2 separate regions of the Homo sapiens genome follow, and region 2 is linked to region 1. Evidence: read pairs that join two places in POLR2A ChIA-PET (ENCODE). Cell type or tissue: HepG2. All regions are shown on one strand.

What was found. ChIA-PET counts read pairs that join two places held together with the same protein. Peaks named below come from ENCODE experiments on the same cell type or tissue, not always from the same donor. Only the 100,000 strongest peaks of a DNase experiment are listed, where the experiment ranks them.
Region 2: POLR2A ChIA-PET joins it to region 1 with 10 read pairs; 2 of 35 experiments call an interaction of 5 or more read pairs at or near these places.

What each region holds. Positions count from the first base shown.
Region 1 is chr12:14,833,157-14,841,156 of GRCh38, forward strand. ART4 (ADP-ribosyltransferase 4 (inactive) (Dombrock blood group)) reads right to left here. Exons shown (of 3, transcript NM_021071.4): 2 at 7,289-7,997. Among named protein-coding and RNA genes, the nearest start is that of ART4, 6.4 kb to the right of the region's middle. In HepG2, no CTCF peak of the experiment used is centred here; DNase peaks (open chromatin) are centred at 3,265, 3,555, 3,905, 7,675 and 1 weaker place; H3K4me3 peaks cover 376 bases.
Region 2 is chr12:14,371,102-14,379,101 of GRCh38, forward strand. All of the region lies in intron 1 of ATF7IP (activating transcription factor 7 interacting protein), which reads left to right. Among named protein-coding and RNA genes, the nearest start is that of ATF7IP, 9.4 kb to the left of the region's middle. In HepG2, no CTCF peak of the experiment used is centred here; no DNase peak of the experiment used is centred here.

The DNA of each region.
Region 1 (8,000 bases):
TCATTGTTTAATAATGTAATAAAATAAGTTAGAATAGAAACACTAGCATTAACACTGCCTATGAAAAGGGTAACTGTTGTATTTTATGAATATGTGTGTATTTGCATATTTATGTGTGTGTGAACTGATTTATAATGTAAACAGTCATAGTCAAGAAGCTTAAAACTAACGGTAGTTTCTCAGCTATATTTGTTGAAGAATGGATGAATCCCCTGAAACCAGTCTATGGAGAATATTGTCCTGGAATTCTTATTAGAAAACATGGGGAAGGATCCTATTTTTGTCATTTGTAAACTATGAATAATTTTACGCAAATCCCTTAAGCTCTCTGAATCTCAGCATTCACATCAGTACAGCGGAGTCAATAACCTGACTTACAGGGTGATTGTGAAAACTAAACAGATAATGGGTGTCCAAGCGTTTTGTAAACTAAACTGCCAAACAAATATCATTTTATCAGTGTATTATAACCTGATTTTGGTCATCTCTGCCTTAGGGTATAAAGTCTGGAAGAAATACATAATGATTATAACTTTTATTTCATGAAGTCTGAATCTGAATTTTATCAGACTGTTCAGAAGTAAATAGTCCTTAAACAGAAAAAGGTAAAGCTGACGTGCAGTATACCAAGTCTAGTGTTTGAGGCAAATGCTATCTATAGCCTCTTTCTGTCAAAATGCAAGGAGCAAGAGTGTTAATATTGTAGAATATTACCTAGCAAAAACTTAGCACCCGAAAATGAAAAGCGTTATTCCTTCTGCCTCTTCCTTTGTTTCTCTTCTTACTATCAATTTCACTGAAGCACATGCTTGTGCCATTAAACCATTATCCCACTTCCATGTGCAAAGTACTTTCCCAGAGTTTCTCAGTTGTGTTTGAAAGGAGGCAGAGACACCAATGCTATCACAACATTCCCACAAGATGAGTATCACTTCCATTTTATAAATGAAGAAACAGGCTCAGAGGTTAAGTCATTTGCACAAGGTCACCTAGCTACTAACATATACCCAAATCTTTCTGGCTCCAAAGTTTATTCACTTTCCACCATGCCGTGTGGTCTCCCAGATTTATTCAATGACTCATTCTTTCATCCATTTATCTGAGACAGACACTCTACTTCAAGGTCATTGTGATGCCACAAATAGGGTAAACTAATTTTAGATAATTGAAGCCCAGAGTAAAAGAAAACAGGCAAAATAGAAAGCTAATAAAATAAATAATAATAATGATAATAGTATCTTAAAAGTTTTGAGTACTTAACATTTGTCAGATACTATTCTAAGAGATTTTACATGCATTCATTCATTTTCTCCCCACTAGAATCGTACAGGTTTTTAAAAAGTGAAGTTTACATGTAAAACCAGGCTGACTACAAACAATTGCCTATATTTCTCTAGAAACATGTTAAGAATTTTGATTATGTGAAACATTTTAACAAATAAATCCCTGTTCTTTGTGAATCCAATGATATAGAACAGAGCATGTATTTGTGTGTCTACAGATTTTTGGCATAGGTTATTTTGCTGAAAGAAGCAAGATTTAAGGGCAAATAACTAACATTCTGTTAACATATTTTGAGTCTTCCAATGGGCATGAAGACACCTGTTTCTATGGCAACCAGTACAGGTCATGTGAGGGGTGATGGAATAATTAGAGAGGAAAGCTGTTAGTTTAGAATGACAATTTTTCCTTTTGCAAATTTACTTCCTTAAATAGTATAATTCTATTAATTTGATCTCTTGTCTCTCTAAAAGCAACAGATTCCTGGAAACTCTTTAAACTTGAGTTACATGCTAACAGGACTGATTTTAGCATAAATTGAAGGACTGGAGAAGCTATGCTCTTAAATATACTGTCTCTTCTTTGGGAGAATTACAGTATGCTGCTGGGTAATTTTAAAGGTCTTCAAGTGGTCTTTCCAGTATCACGTCTGTCAGATTGAGAGGGAACAGGAGAGAAAACATAATTCACTTGGCTTATAGGGACTTCTGGGGACACAGAATAGCTTGTGGCTCCTGCTCATGAAACAAAACGAAGCTGAAAGAATGAGAAATAGTGTCCAGAGAAGATTACAGTTTCGTGAGGAGTTAGATATCAGTGTTCCAGAACACCATCTGTGAATTCCCTAGGCTGGGGTTAGTGGAGCAGTGAAGTGGGAAATGGTAGCTATCTAGAAAGTTGGGTCTGGGGAGAGTCCACTGATCTTACTTCCTCCCTGTTAAGGATCCCAGATAAGAAAGACACACTACCTCCTTCCTCTTATTGTTCATGTATGGCTCAGTCCAATACTGCTCCAGAATGTTGGGGTAAGTACTACTTATCAGTTAAAATAAATCACTTTAAGGACCTTTCTGATGTTCCTTCGCTTACTGATTGAGAGAAAAACAAAGAAACAAAGAAACAAACAAACAACACTGTAGCGAATAACTGAAAACATTCTGAAGGCAATCAAACTTTTTTTTTTTTTTTGACGGAGTCTCATTCTGTTGCCCAGGCTGGAGTGCAGTGGCGCGATCTTGGCTCACTGCCACCTCTGCCTCCTGGGTTCAAGTGATTCTACTGCCTCAGCCTCCTGAGTAGCTGGGATTACAGGCTCGTGCCACCACTCCTGGCTAATTTTTGTATTTTTAGTAGAGACGGCTTTCACCATGTTGGTCAGGCTGGTCTCGATCTCCTGACCTTGTGATCCACCTGCCTCGACCTCCCAAAGTGCTGAGATTATAGGTGTGAGCCACTGCACCTGGCTGGCAATCAAACATTTTTTAAATCATAAGAGATAGATATTGTGTCCTGTCCAAGACTGTATTCAGTAGTGTCCCTTTATCCTTAGTGGATACATTCCAAGACATTCAGTGGATTCCTGAAACTACAGGTAGTAGTGAACCCTATGTTATTTTCATATGTGTATGTATGTATATACATATATATATATATCATCAATGATAAAGTTTGAAGTGTGGCAGCAAAACTAGCATGAATTTCTTTTTCCTTCTTCACAATTCCACAGGTAGAAGATTCATTTTTACAGTAGATCTTAGCAACCTCAGCATACAATTTTTTCTTTCTTTCTATTAAGTTGAGAACTTTAAACTTTTCATTCAAAGGAGGCGCTTTCTCTTGGGCATATCTGAATCTCCAAGATCACTATTCTTTCACTTTGGGGCCATTATGAAATAAAATGAGGGTCACTTGAAAACAAACACTGCAGTACCGAGACAGCAGATCTGATAACCGAGAGGGCTACTAAGTGACTCACAGTGTAGACTGTGGATGATTCACATCCCAAGAGGGAAGGCACAAGATTTCATCACACCACTCAGAATGGCATACCATTTAAAACTTAGGAATTCTTTATCTCTGGAATTGTCCATTTAATATATTCTGCGGGTAACTGAAACCAGAGAAAGCAAAACCATAGGTAAGGGGGCATTACTGCAATTTTTTGCCCTCAACTAAATGACTGTGATGCTAACTAGCCAATGGCAGATGAGGCTTAGGTAGGTCAGGTAGAACCAGAGGATGGACCAGCCTTCTCTGCAACCCTTAGTCAGAGTCTGGGATCAAAGGAAGAAAGGCATCCCTGCAATGTGAGCTTATTCCTCTCCTTCTTTTACCTTCCCAGATAGTTTCGTAGCTGTGGAGGGTGAGAAAATGCTCCAATTCCAGCTCTTGGCTGATTATATGATGCCTCTGACCTATCTCTTCCCTCTTCACTTCAATTTATAAAGAAAATATTAAGTTGAGAACTTTAAACTTTTCATTCAAAGGAGGCACTTTCTCTTGGGCATATCTGAATCACCAAGATCACTATTCTTGCACTTTGGGGCCATTATGAAATAAAATGAGGGTCACTTGAAAACAAACACTGCAATACCGAGACAGCAGATCTGATCACTGAGAGGGCTACTAAGTGACTCACAGTGTAGACTGTGGATCCCCCAAACAACGGGATGATTCACATCATGACCAGTGGTATTTTTATTCTGCCGTTTACAAGCTTTTCTGCATGGCCACACAAGCTTCTAATTGATAAATTTCTGGGAAAAATTTAGTTACGGTAACTCACATTGCAAGTGACCATGTTGATCATTTACATTGTGACAACAGCTTACTTTTGACTAGGGGTTGAAGCTTCTAGAATATCTTCCCTTCTTCAAATATTGGAACTGTTTTTAATTAATTGTGTTAGATGGTCATGTAGTCTAAGGCTCAGATTGCTTAGAGGTATATTCACCATCATTCATTCACTCATTCAACAAAATAGGCTGGGCACTTCTATGTGCCAGAGGACTGAAGTTAGTAATAGCTAACACTAATTTACCATTATTATATGCTATAGAATATATAAATAATTTTATTTATTTATTTTTCTTTTAAGATGGAGTCTCACTCTATCGCCCAGGCTGGAGTGCAGTGGCATGATTTCAGCTTACTGAAACCTCCGCCTCCTGGATTCAAGCGATTCTCCTACCTCAGCCTCCTCAGTAGCTGGGACTGCATGTATGTGCCATGATACCTGGCTACTTTTTGTATCTTTTTGTAGAGACGAGGTTTCACCATGTTGGCCAGGCTGGTCTCAAACTCCTGGCCTCAATTGATCCACCCACCTCGGCCTCCCAAAATGCTGGGATTACGGGTGTGAGCCACCGCACTTGGCCAATAATTTTACATTTTATTTCATTTTCACAAAAGTCTTCTGAGGTTCTGTTACGATAATTATTAGGTAGATGAAAAAAGAGTTTAAGCAACTTGACCAAGAACACATAGCTATTAAGTGGTACAGTGGGATATAAATTCAAACAGAGTGGGTCTGGGCTCAAACTGCCTGCCTGCCTAGTTCTCAAATACTAGTTCCTCAAATACTAGTCGAGTTCCTGCCCCCAGGGAGCTTATAGAGCGACACAAGATTATTGATTCCCTTAAGTGTGATTGGTGATTCCAAATATTTCATTAAGACCAACCGAACTGTCAGAATTTAGTGATCTATGTGGCTACCCCAGCTAAACCTTAACTCAAAACTAAGTTAAAGTTGCATTTGGGTAGTTTCGCCATAGGAAAGCAAAGATCATTAATTTGGGTGGGGGTGTCCTGAAATATTTTTCTTTGAGGTTTATAGAGTGGCAGAATGTGAGTAATGGTTTATATTATATACTCCTTTCCCTCAGTTTCCCACTCAATGCTTAATATAAATCTTCTGTAATTTTTCATTGAATATATTTTACTGTGCTTACTATCCTAGTGAAGAATTATATGTTCCAAATTCATGATGAGAATGAAGTAATCATATCCTAGTCAGGTGTAGTTCCAAAGAATCCTGGAACCTGGCTATGAATGTTTTCATTTATTATCAAAATCTCACTGTTTTCTTCATATTCTACTATAGTTTTTCATCCTCTACAAACACTAATCTCCTGTGTCTGTGGGGCAGATACTCATTTCACTCGTTTTGCTGCCATGTTTCCAAGGTGACATGTGAGGAGATGAAAGTATTGATAGGTCTCCTCTCCCTGGTCTGTATTTATGGCTAGGACAGAGTGAGCAGATTCTAGACCTCAGTGTGGATGCCAGTTTGAACACTTTTGCAACACTACTGCCCTGAAATGTTGAGAAATGCTGAGAGCCTGAATTATAAATCATAGCAATAATGATAAAGCGAAGACAAATTTGGGGATATATTGAAGGTAGACCCTGCAACTGGGTTCCAGCTGACTGTGAGTGTGAATAAATTTACATATGAACAGTCTTTTTTTTTTTTTTTCTGAATCAAAAAGGGCACAGGATTTGCTACACAACTACCCCTCCATGAAATGGCTAGGTGGCAACATAAAATTCAATCAGCCATGTTTTTCTTAAAAAAAGTTTAACTTTTTTTTGTATTTTGATATCTCTAAATTTTCCTGCTTCAGTTCATTTTTCACAGTGTCATCAGAGCCCTTTCTAAGATGTTGACCAAATTGATTTCTACTCCTTAAAAACTTCTAATTACTTCTTATTACCTACAGCATAAAATTAAAAGGTCCTTAGCATGAAATACAAGACCTTTTATAATGAAGCCCCATCAGAATTCTCCTACCTGGATAAATCCCCTCCTCCCTTCCTACTCCTATTCTTTTCCCATATCCTACACATCCTACACACCAGCCATCCAGAATTTCAGAGTCCCTGAAGACACCAGGCTGTTTGAAATCCTTGTGATTAACATATGCTGTGTCTTAGTCTGTTTTCTGTTGCAATAACAGAGTATCACAGACTGCGTAATCTGTAAAGAAAATAAATTTATTTCTCACAATTCTGGAGGATGGGAAGTCCAAGAGCATGGCTCCAGCATCTGGTGAGGGCCTTTATGCTATACCATAGCATGGTGGAAGAGAAGTTGGTACACAAGACAGAGAGAGGCTCCAGTGATCAGATTCTCTTTACAATGACACACTCTCACAATAACTAACCTGCTCACATGACAACAACATTAATCCATTTATCCAATCATCTCTTATTAGGAAAGGTCCAATCAACTCTTATTAGAGCCCATTTCATACCACTGTTGCATTGGAGATTAAGCTTCCAACACAGGAACTTATTGGAAGACACATTCAAACCACAGCAAGGTATTCTTTGCTTAAAATGACTTTTCTTTCATTGAAAACCCCCATTCTCACGACAAGTTCCATATGGCTATTATGAAGCCTTCCTCACTTTTCCTGGAGAGAATGAGTAGCTCCCTGCACTGAGCAGCCACAGCTGTTTGCTTAAATATTTGGTATATCACTTAGTACTTTTGAGTGTATACATTTGTTCATATTTCCATTTCTCGTTAGACTAAAAATCCTCCTAGGTTATAATTTTGCTTTATTCATTCTGTATTTCCAGGGCCCCCATCACAATAGAAGATGATTAATGAACAGAAAATTAATGAATAAATATCTTGCCTCTTGCTTTACTTTTAGAACTCCTTATCCATGTAATGACAATGAGAAAAGCAATGAGTTTGAGGGAGAAGGTAAAAGTGCTATCTTTATGCTCCACCTTCCAGTCAAGCTTTACTCTGTCTGTCTGCAATTTTTTACATAATAATTTCACTGCAGAACTTATTGTCCTGGAGGTAATGGAGTAGGAAGAAAAGAGAAGTCAATAAATAAAGTGGATTTTCTCTAATCTATCAGTTCCATCATTACCGAAGGCTAGTTTTCATGTTTTTGATCTTTCCCCAAAAACCCACTGAGAAAAAATAACTTTTATAAAAGAGCAGTGGTCTGTGATCCTGAGTGGCCTCAATTTAGATAAAGAATACCTTTTAGCAGCTGACAGTTATATGTGCTCAGGTTCCCAGTTGACCTCAACTGCAACCAGTCTCCTCTTGGGTGGTAGCTCATATTTATAACTTTAAACAGCTCATAGGGAGGGATCAAGACTTCCTTCTTGAGGGAGAAGTACTGTACAGGTGCACCCAGGCAGGTGAATATGGTAAATAGTGTCTGGTTCCCAAACTCCTGTGCCTCTTCTTTCAGGAGGGATGTGGAGAGGAATTGGCCAAATCGAATGGTGGCCCCTGTGTAGGCATTAAAGTGGACATCCTTCGTCCTATAATGCACCTCATAGCACAGAGTGCCATTCTCCATGATGCTGTCTTTCCTCAGCAGCTGGATTGCTGAGGTGAGGTAGTAGTGTAAATATTTGAAGTGGAATGAACGTTCATACTGCTGTGGAGTCCTGGCAACAGAGGCCATGGCTCTAGTAAAGTCAGAATGAACATTGCTGTTCAATGTATAAAACAAAATAGCCACAGCGTGTGTGGTAGTCATGTTCTGGGGTAGAACTTTTCCTTGGTTAAGCCAGGCTAAGTGGGCTTTTTGCCACATCCTAAAATAATTCTTCTGGGCTTCTATGTCTTTTGTGAAATAATCCCCTTGAGTTAGTTTCTCCATAACCTGTTTGCTACAGCCTTGGTACTGATCATCAAAAGAACCTGGTGCGAAGTCGAAGTCGATTTTAATTGCAACCTG
Region 2 (8,000 bases), 460 kb before region 1:
ATTGCATTGAAAAAGATTATCTTGATTAATAAGGATGTATTTCAGCTGTAATTCTACTTTATATCTTTTAAATAATTGATTCAGGAGTCAGTTTATTGCCAAAATAACATTTTTATTGAACTAAACTTGTAAATTAGTGGAGGAATGAAAAGAAGAAATCACGGAAATATAGAACTCAAATGATAAAATATTATTGGCTTTATGAAAATAAATCTAGAAAATGGATATAAAATATTAAGATATTATTGGCCTTTCTTAAGCAGTTTATCTTTTTTAATGAAAAATCCCTGCCTTTGGGTCTTTTTCAAGCAACACTGCTTATAACAGCTTAGATATTTTACTTTTTTGTGAAAGTTGAGAACTTTTTCTAGTTCTGGTTTATTATTATACTTGGTTTCTAGACTATAACAGATGAGGAGTAAAAAATTAGAAGTGCTACTTGAGAAATGCATTTTGGTAGGGAAAAGAAATGATGTCCAGCATCATGATAGTAAAGGAGGGTTATATTTCTACTGTTAGAAGCAATAATTTATAAACTTAGTTATGAGGCTATTTAGTTTGGGAATCAGTATTCCCAGAGCTGAATCAGTAGTTATAGAATGTTCATTATTAATTGATGATTTTATTAATGATTCTGAATCAGAGAATATTGTTATATTTAACCTATTTCAGAAGGGAAATGAGCGTGTGATTTAGTTTAGAAGGATTTCTATTATAATTTTTTCTTTTAGGTTTTGAGGCCTATGGAAAATTTATGCATTGGCTGCATACCTTGTTTTTCAAGGGAGTCACATGTATAAAGAAGCTTGAGAATAAAGTTCCTGCCTTTTGAGTTTCTAACAGTTGTGGGGCATATTATTGATTGAAAAATTAGGTGATGTTTTAACATTATTTAAACAGATTACCTTAATGTCATTAATTAGCTTCAGAGACCATAGTCCTTGTCACTTTCCTAGAGTACTTAGAAATTGCCTATCCTTTAGTGGAACTCTCTTTTAAACTTCTTGCTTGTTTGACCTTATATTTTATTAGAGAGGCCAAGAGTATTTAAACATTACTTTGCCATGTTCTTTCTCAGATTGTCCTGCCATCCACAGAGTAAATCAGGGGCTCCTCCAGGCATTTTAATTTGTTGAAAACAAAGAAAATTAAACTTTTTATAGATGATTCAGCTTGCATGGTGGAAACCATTTTGTATTGGAGACAGAGAGTGAGTGCTGGGGAGCACTTTCAGTTAAGAATAAGTAGATCAGGGCTACTAGTGCTTGTTTATATGGTGTGAATGTTTCAATTTTAAATTTCGATCATTTGGAGTTTAGAATCTTTAAGAGGATGACTCAGGTACCTCAGCCACTTTTCAAAAAAAAAAAAAAAATACCATAGGCCTAAGGGAACAGTTATACCTTCCTGAGAGTCTTTATAGTTGGACCTATATGAATATGAGAATCTGGGAAATGAAGATGACTTATTAACTTTGCCATCAGAAATATGCACTTATTCATGTCTGCAGTTTTCCATTGCTCAGAATATTATAAGAAACATTTTGTGTTCTTTTATATCCAATAACTGGTAGTAACTAGCTGTATTTGGGAGAGAGGACCCCTTTGTATGATGGTGATGTGAGGTAGTAATGCCATAATGTCTTACTATATATGATCCGTTCTCCCTTTCTTTGTTGTTTGTATAGCCCTATGCTACTTTGGGGAAGTATTATCTGGTTTGATACCTAGAAATTATGTGTCCATCACTCTTGGCATTCTAATAATTTAACATTCTAATAAGAAATTTGATTTGTATGTTAGAATAGTTGTCCTCAGAACTGTCAAAGCTGTAAAAGGAACTTTCTTTGGTTCAGTAATTCTCAGTGATAATGCCTACCATTTTGTAGAAGGATAAAGCTAAAAAGATGGAAAGGGAATCTGCTGTTTTGAGGACCAGGAGAAAGAGTTTGATGGAACAATAAAGGATGACTTGACTGCTGCAGCTTATTCCCAGCTAAGGCTTTGGAGCCTTAGATGTATATCTGCCCTGTTACTCTTATTAGATAGAATGTCATAGGAAAAAGCATGTAAGGGAAAAGAGAGACTGCTTTTGAACTCTTTTATTTCCTTTTAGGTGGTAAATGTCAGAAGTGAATTCCATTAGAGTAAAAACTAAGCTGCCACAGTATAGGAGACTCCATTCCTGTTGTTTAAAGATGACACATGTTTTTTTCTCATGTAACCATACAAAGTAAGACTGTTTAGAGTTTGTAAGTGGTTTTGCCTTAACATATGGCTTCCATCACTAGGTGAAACATGATTACTCTCTAGTTTTACTAGCTAGAGGCAAGGAAGAAAGAACAATGGGAGTGCATATTCTTTCTTTTGAGAGCATGATATGGAAGTGGCACATAGCACTTTGACTCATGGTTTATGTGTGATCATTTAGTCATTGGGACATATTTAGCTGGGAAAGGAAGTCTGGGAAATATATCTAGCTGGATAATCATATGCTTAGCTAAAACTAGAGAATTTTATAAAAGAGAAATGGATATTAATGAATAGCATTTTCTGCTATATAAGGAATTGGGAGAAGTGGTCTCAAAGTACTTCATAATTTGGTACTGAAAACTATTTCTCTTTTAAGATTTAGGTTCAGTTATAGTATAACTGTATATTTTCCATTGAAATGGTATTTTGGGGGTTTTGTGTTCATGATTTGTGGTTGGGGTCCCAGTTATTATAAATATTTATATTTGATAGAATTCTTCCCCTCTCTGCTTGCCGTTGAAAACATTATGATTAGTTTTGCAAGAATTAGAATTTCAAATTTTTAAAACTCAGTGTAGTATTTTTGAACTTTACAGGTTAACTTGCTTAATTCAAAAGGACTGTAGATGAATCGAGTGACAATTGTTTGAATAGTTTATGTTTGCATTATTTTATCCAGATTTTTTTTTCTCTGTTTATAACTGTATGTATAAAATATACATTTTCCATGATGGAAAATATGACTTTTTTTTTTTTTAATTGAGACTAGGGTCTCACTCTGTCACTCCAGCTGGAGTGCAGTGGTGTGATCATGGCTCACTGTAACCTTGACCTCCTGGGCTCAAGGGATCCTCCTGACTCAGCCTCCTAGGTAGCTTGGACTACAGGCACATGCCACCAAACCCAGCTAATTTTGTAATTTTTTTTTTTTTTTTTTTTTGTGGAGATGGGGGTCTTGCCTTGTTGCCCAGGCTGGTCTTGAACTCCTGGGCTCAAGCAATCCTCCCCTCTTGGCCTCCCAAAATGTTGGGATTACAGGTGTGAGCCACTGTGCCTGGCCGAAAATGTGACTTCCAAGGGCCTTGTAATATACACAGGTAAAAAGATTGTGGTTGTAAATTCTCTGCATATAGGCAAAACTTACCTGATTAATAAGTAAGTAGTTAAAAGTAGCTTTCTACAGAATATGACAAGTAAAACAATATATATTTTTGTAGGGTACAGAAAGTGGTGAGAGTGTTGGAAGGAGATCAAGGAGATTTTATGGGAGTTGTATTTTAAGGAATGAATTAGACAGATAATACTAGTAAAGAGAATAAATAGTATGTTCAAAATCTTAGAGCCAGAAAGGAAGGTAGTGTGTTAGGAGAACTCTTAATAGCTCTGTGATACAAATCCTTGGTTTTTGTGAATAAAAGTCATAGTTGCCATGGCACCCACATAGTATGCCTATTAAAGCATGTTGTTGCTCTCAACTGGAAATTCTCTAATTTTTCTTTGCTTTACTTCATATATTTTTTAAAGGCATTTATTCCTTTCCACTTTTATATTTATAGTTATTTGTTTTTTGTGTAGTACTTTATAAGTTTCCTGGGGTTAGGAATCATATCTTATTGATATATCTGACAATTTTTTAAGACAAATCCTTTCTAATAAGGTATGATAAGACCACTATTAAAAGTGTAAGATTGCTTTCCACCATGCCTTGCTTTCCACCATGCCTCCCTTAATATTCAATAAATACTTGCTTATTGAAAGAATAGAATTCCTTCGTTTTAGGTGGAGGTGAAAAAAAAAAGGGAATAAGATATTCTAATTATTTTCTTTTATTTAACTCATTATCCACAGATGTCAGAACTTTTTTTTTTTAATCAAACATGTAATTTACTCAGATGGCAAATACCCACATGATGAATTGTCATGGGAAGATTTGACAGGCACTTTACATATGAAAAATAATAAATAGTTGCTTTTAGGAAAAACAGTTTTCAATGTCATCCATTAAGAACCAGTTGCTTGTTAATAAAAAGTTTCTAAAATATGACTGTGAAGAACCTACGTATGTAAATTAATAAGGGTTTGAGGAAAAGATGGAATGATATAATTATTTTGTATTTTAGGTTTGTATAATCCTCTTCCCCCACCAAACTTACTTTAAATGATTTAAACATTGAAAGATAAAAATAAATAAAAAAATGAAGAAAGAAAAGAAGAACAAAAGAAAAAACAAAAAATTTTCCTAAAATCAGTTAGTTATACAGTGAAGTGGAAAGAACAGTAGTTTTGTATTGGGACCTGGGCAATTAGTGTCTCCTCTCAGTGTTCTTTATCTTTAAAATGTGGTGTTACCACCTACATGGTAGTGTTGTGAGGGTTAAATATGATTAGATATATAAAATGCTTAGCATCTGTGCCTCACACATATCTCTAGCTTTAATCAATTGGTGAATCAATTAGTCAGTCATGAATATTTATTAAGAAGCAACTATGTGCAGGGAGCCCTGCAGTACAGGGAGATTTATGAAAATAATATTCTTGATTTCTGGAGCTAGAATGTAAATGCATTTAAAAAGTAACTTGGAAAGGTCGGTTTCATATTACCACTCATTAGTAAGGTAAATAAGCATTTAAGAAAGTAGTTTACTTGTAAAGGTTTGTGATGGAGACCAGTTTTAGGACTGACTCATTAAAAAACAAACGGGTATTTAAAGGAAAAAACGCCACACGATTACTAAATTCACTAAATTTACAGTAAACATCTTCCTGGTGAAAAAGCAGCCATTTTCTCACATTGATTGTCATATCTGCAAGGTTTGGCAGCATTCATCATTGGCAAAGTTAGGGATGAAGGCATTTATTTTGGGCACTAATTCCACATAGGATTCCTCCTTGCCCTCCTTTAAAAACATCTGCTGGACATGCTTACTCAAAATTGAGACAAAGTATCATTTTTCATCCATAGCCCTTCCTTGAAATCAAGCTCCAGCCTCTTAAGGCACAGATTTGGCCATAAAGTTTGTTAAATGATTTTCCGATTTGGTATATTTTCATGTTTTCTTTAGCCATTTGATTCACATAGGTCTAATGAGGTGTTGATTTAAAATACAGAAATACATCCCTATTGTGTGCTTAACAAAACTATGTCCATTTGATAGGAAGGTAAGAGTTAACCTCTGTATGGATGTTTTGTGAACTGCTATAATTGACTTATTTATTTATTAGCTTGTCTCCACTACCAGAAACCGCATCATCTGACTTAATGAGCTTTCATCTGCAGTACCTATAATTGTAGGGTATCTTGGGGTTCTCTGAGATTCCCACATTTGTCAGTATTCCTGGTTTTTTGGGAAATACTATTCTTTATTCTCTTCAAAGCTTGGAATCTATAAGCTGTGGAAGAGATACTAAATTGATTTCTTGTGAAGATTTAGTAGGCATGATTTCTATATTTAAGATGCAATCCTTGGGAGGCTGAGGCAGGAGAATCGTTTGAATCCGGAAGGCAGAGGTTGCAGTGAGCCAAGATTGCGCCACTACACTCCAGCGTGGGTGACAGAACAAAACTCCATCTCAAAAAAAAGAAAAAAGATGCAATTTTTGTTCCCTGTCATACCTAATTAAAGGAAATTTGTGTTTATTTATTTGTTTGTTTGTTTTTTGAGACACTGTCTTGCTGTGTTGCCCAGGCTGGAATGCAGTGGCATGATCTTGGCTCACTGCAACCTCTACCTCCCAGACTCAGGCAATTCTTGTGCTTCAGCCTTCCGAGTAGCTGGGATTACAGAAATGCACCACCACGCCCTGCTAATTTGTGTATTTTTAGTAGAGACGGGGTTTCACCATGTTGGCCAGGCTAGTCTCGAACTCCTGAGCTCAAGTGATCTGCCTGCTTCGGCCTCCCAAAGTGCTGTGGTTATAGATGTGAGCCACTGAGCCCAGCCCGAAATTCATTTTTAAATTTCACATTTCCAGTGTGGTTACGGTTACAAATTTGATTTATCCAATTTTTTTTTTTTTTTTGAGACGTTGTCTTGCTGTGTCGCCCAGGCTGGAATGCAGTGGCAAGATCTCTGCTCATTGCAAGCTCCGCCTCCCAGGTTCACGCCATTCTCCTGCCTCAGCCTCCCGAGTAGCTGGGACTACAGGCACCAGCCACCATGCCCGGCTAATTGTTTGTATTTTTAGTAGAGACGGGGTTTCACTGTGTTAGCCAGGATGGTCTCGATCTCCTGACCTCGTGAGCCACCGCGCCCGGCCTTTCTTTCTTTCTTTTTTTTTTTGACAGAGTCTCGCTCTGTCACCCACGTTGGAGTGCAATGGCGTGATCTCGGCTCACTCCAGTCTCTGCCTTCTGAGTTCAAGTGATTCTCCTGCCTCAGCCTCCTGAGTAGCTGGGATTACAGGCACCCACCACCACACCAAGCTTATTTTTCTATTTTTAGTAGAGACAGGGTTTCACCATGTTGGTCAGGCTGGTCTCGAGCTCCTGACCTCAAGAGGATCACCTCAGGTGATCCACCTGCCTCAGCCTCCCAAAGTGCTGGGATTACAGGCATAAGCCACCGTGCCTGGTCTGACTTACCCAATTTTATCCTGGTAGGCAGGAGAACAGATTCTTATGGAAACTGTGTAAACTGAGTCATAAAAAGTAAAAAGATTGAGTTATGATACTTTATACAGTATTTAATCATTGGTCTAAGCAGTTTCTGGACAAGACTGAACAATATATTCAGTATTTTTCTTTTTCTTTTTTTTTTTTTTTGAAATGGAATCTTGCTCTGTCGCCCAGGCTGGAGTGCGGTGGCATGATCTTGGCTCACTGCAACCTCTGCCTTCAGGGTTCAAGCGATTCTCCTGCATCAGCCTTCCGAGTGGCTGGTATTACAGGCACATGCCACCACGCCCAGCTAATTTTTGTATTTTAAGTAGAGATGGAGTTTTGCCATGTTGGCCAGGCTGGTCTCCAACTCCCGACCTCAGGTGATCTGCCTGCCTCGGCCTCCCAAAGTGCTGGGATTACAGGCGTGAGTCACCATGCCCGGCCCTATATTCAGTATTTTTCTACAGAATCATTCATAAAATGTTTTTGGTGGCTTCTTTAGCTTATAACCTATATTAAAACCTTTCACAGGATATTTTTCTCCCTGATCTCTGAGGGGGAAAGATATTACTATTTCTATAAAGTATACCTTAAGTTGGGGGTTAGAGATAGATTGAGATGAAAGTATTGTTCTCTTATGACCATTTAAAATAAAATGTTAACCACAATTAAATCATTCATTTAGTCTTAGGTAATTCTTCTTTTTTTGATCTTGTGTTAAGCAGCCTACTTACACAGAATTGACTGGTTTGTACAACATAATCATGAAAATCATGACCCATTCCCTTGATACAGTTATGACAGTTGTTGACTCATGATGTCAACTTTATACCAGGATGCCTGCATCCATGAGTCTCTTCCATGTAAATAGCAATAGTTAAGACGATTTGGTACAGTTACTAATAATCTTTGATATTTATTTAAAAGACTTAATTTATAAGACACAATTCCTCAGGTATGGTGGCAGCAAAAATCTTGACTCACATTTAGTTCTTGAGTGTCATTGCTCCTGTGTGGCTTAGTTGCTCACTATATCTCGTACACAACTGTCATCCTTAGAATTTTGTACACCATTGATATAGTTTGGATTTGTATCCCCACCCAAATCTAATGTTAAATCATAATCCTCTATGTTGGAGGTGGGGCCT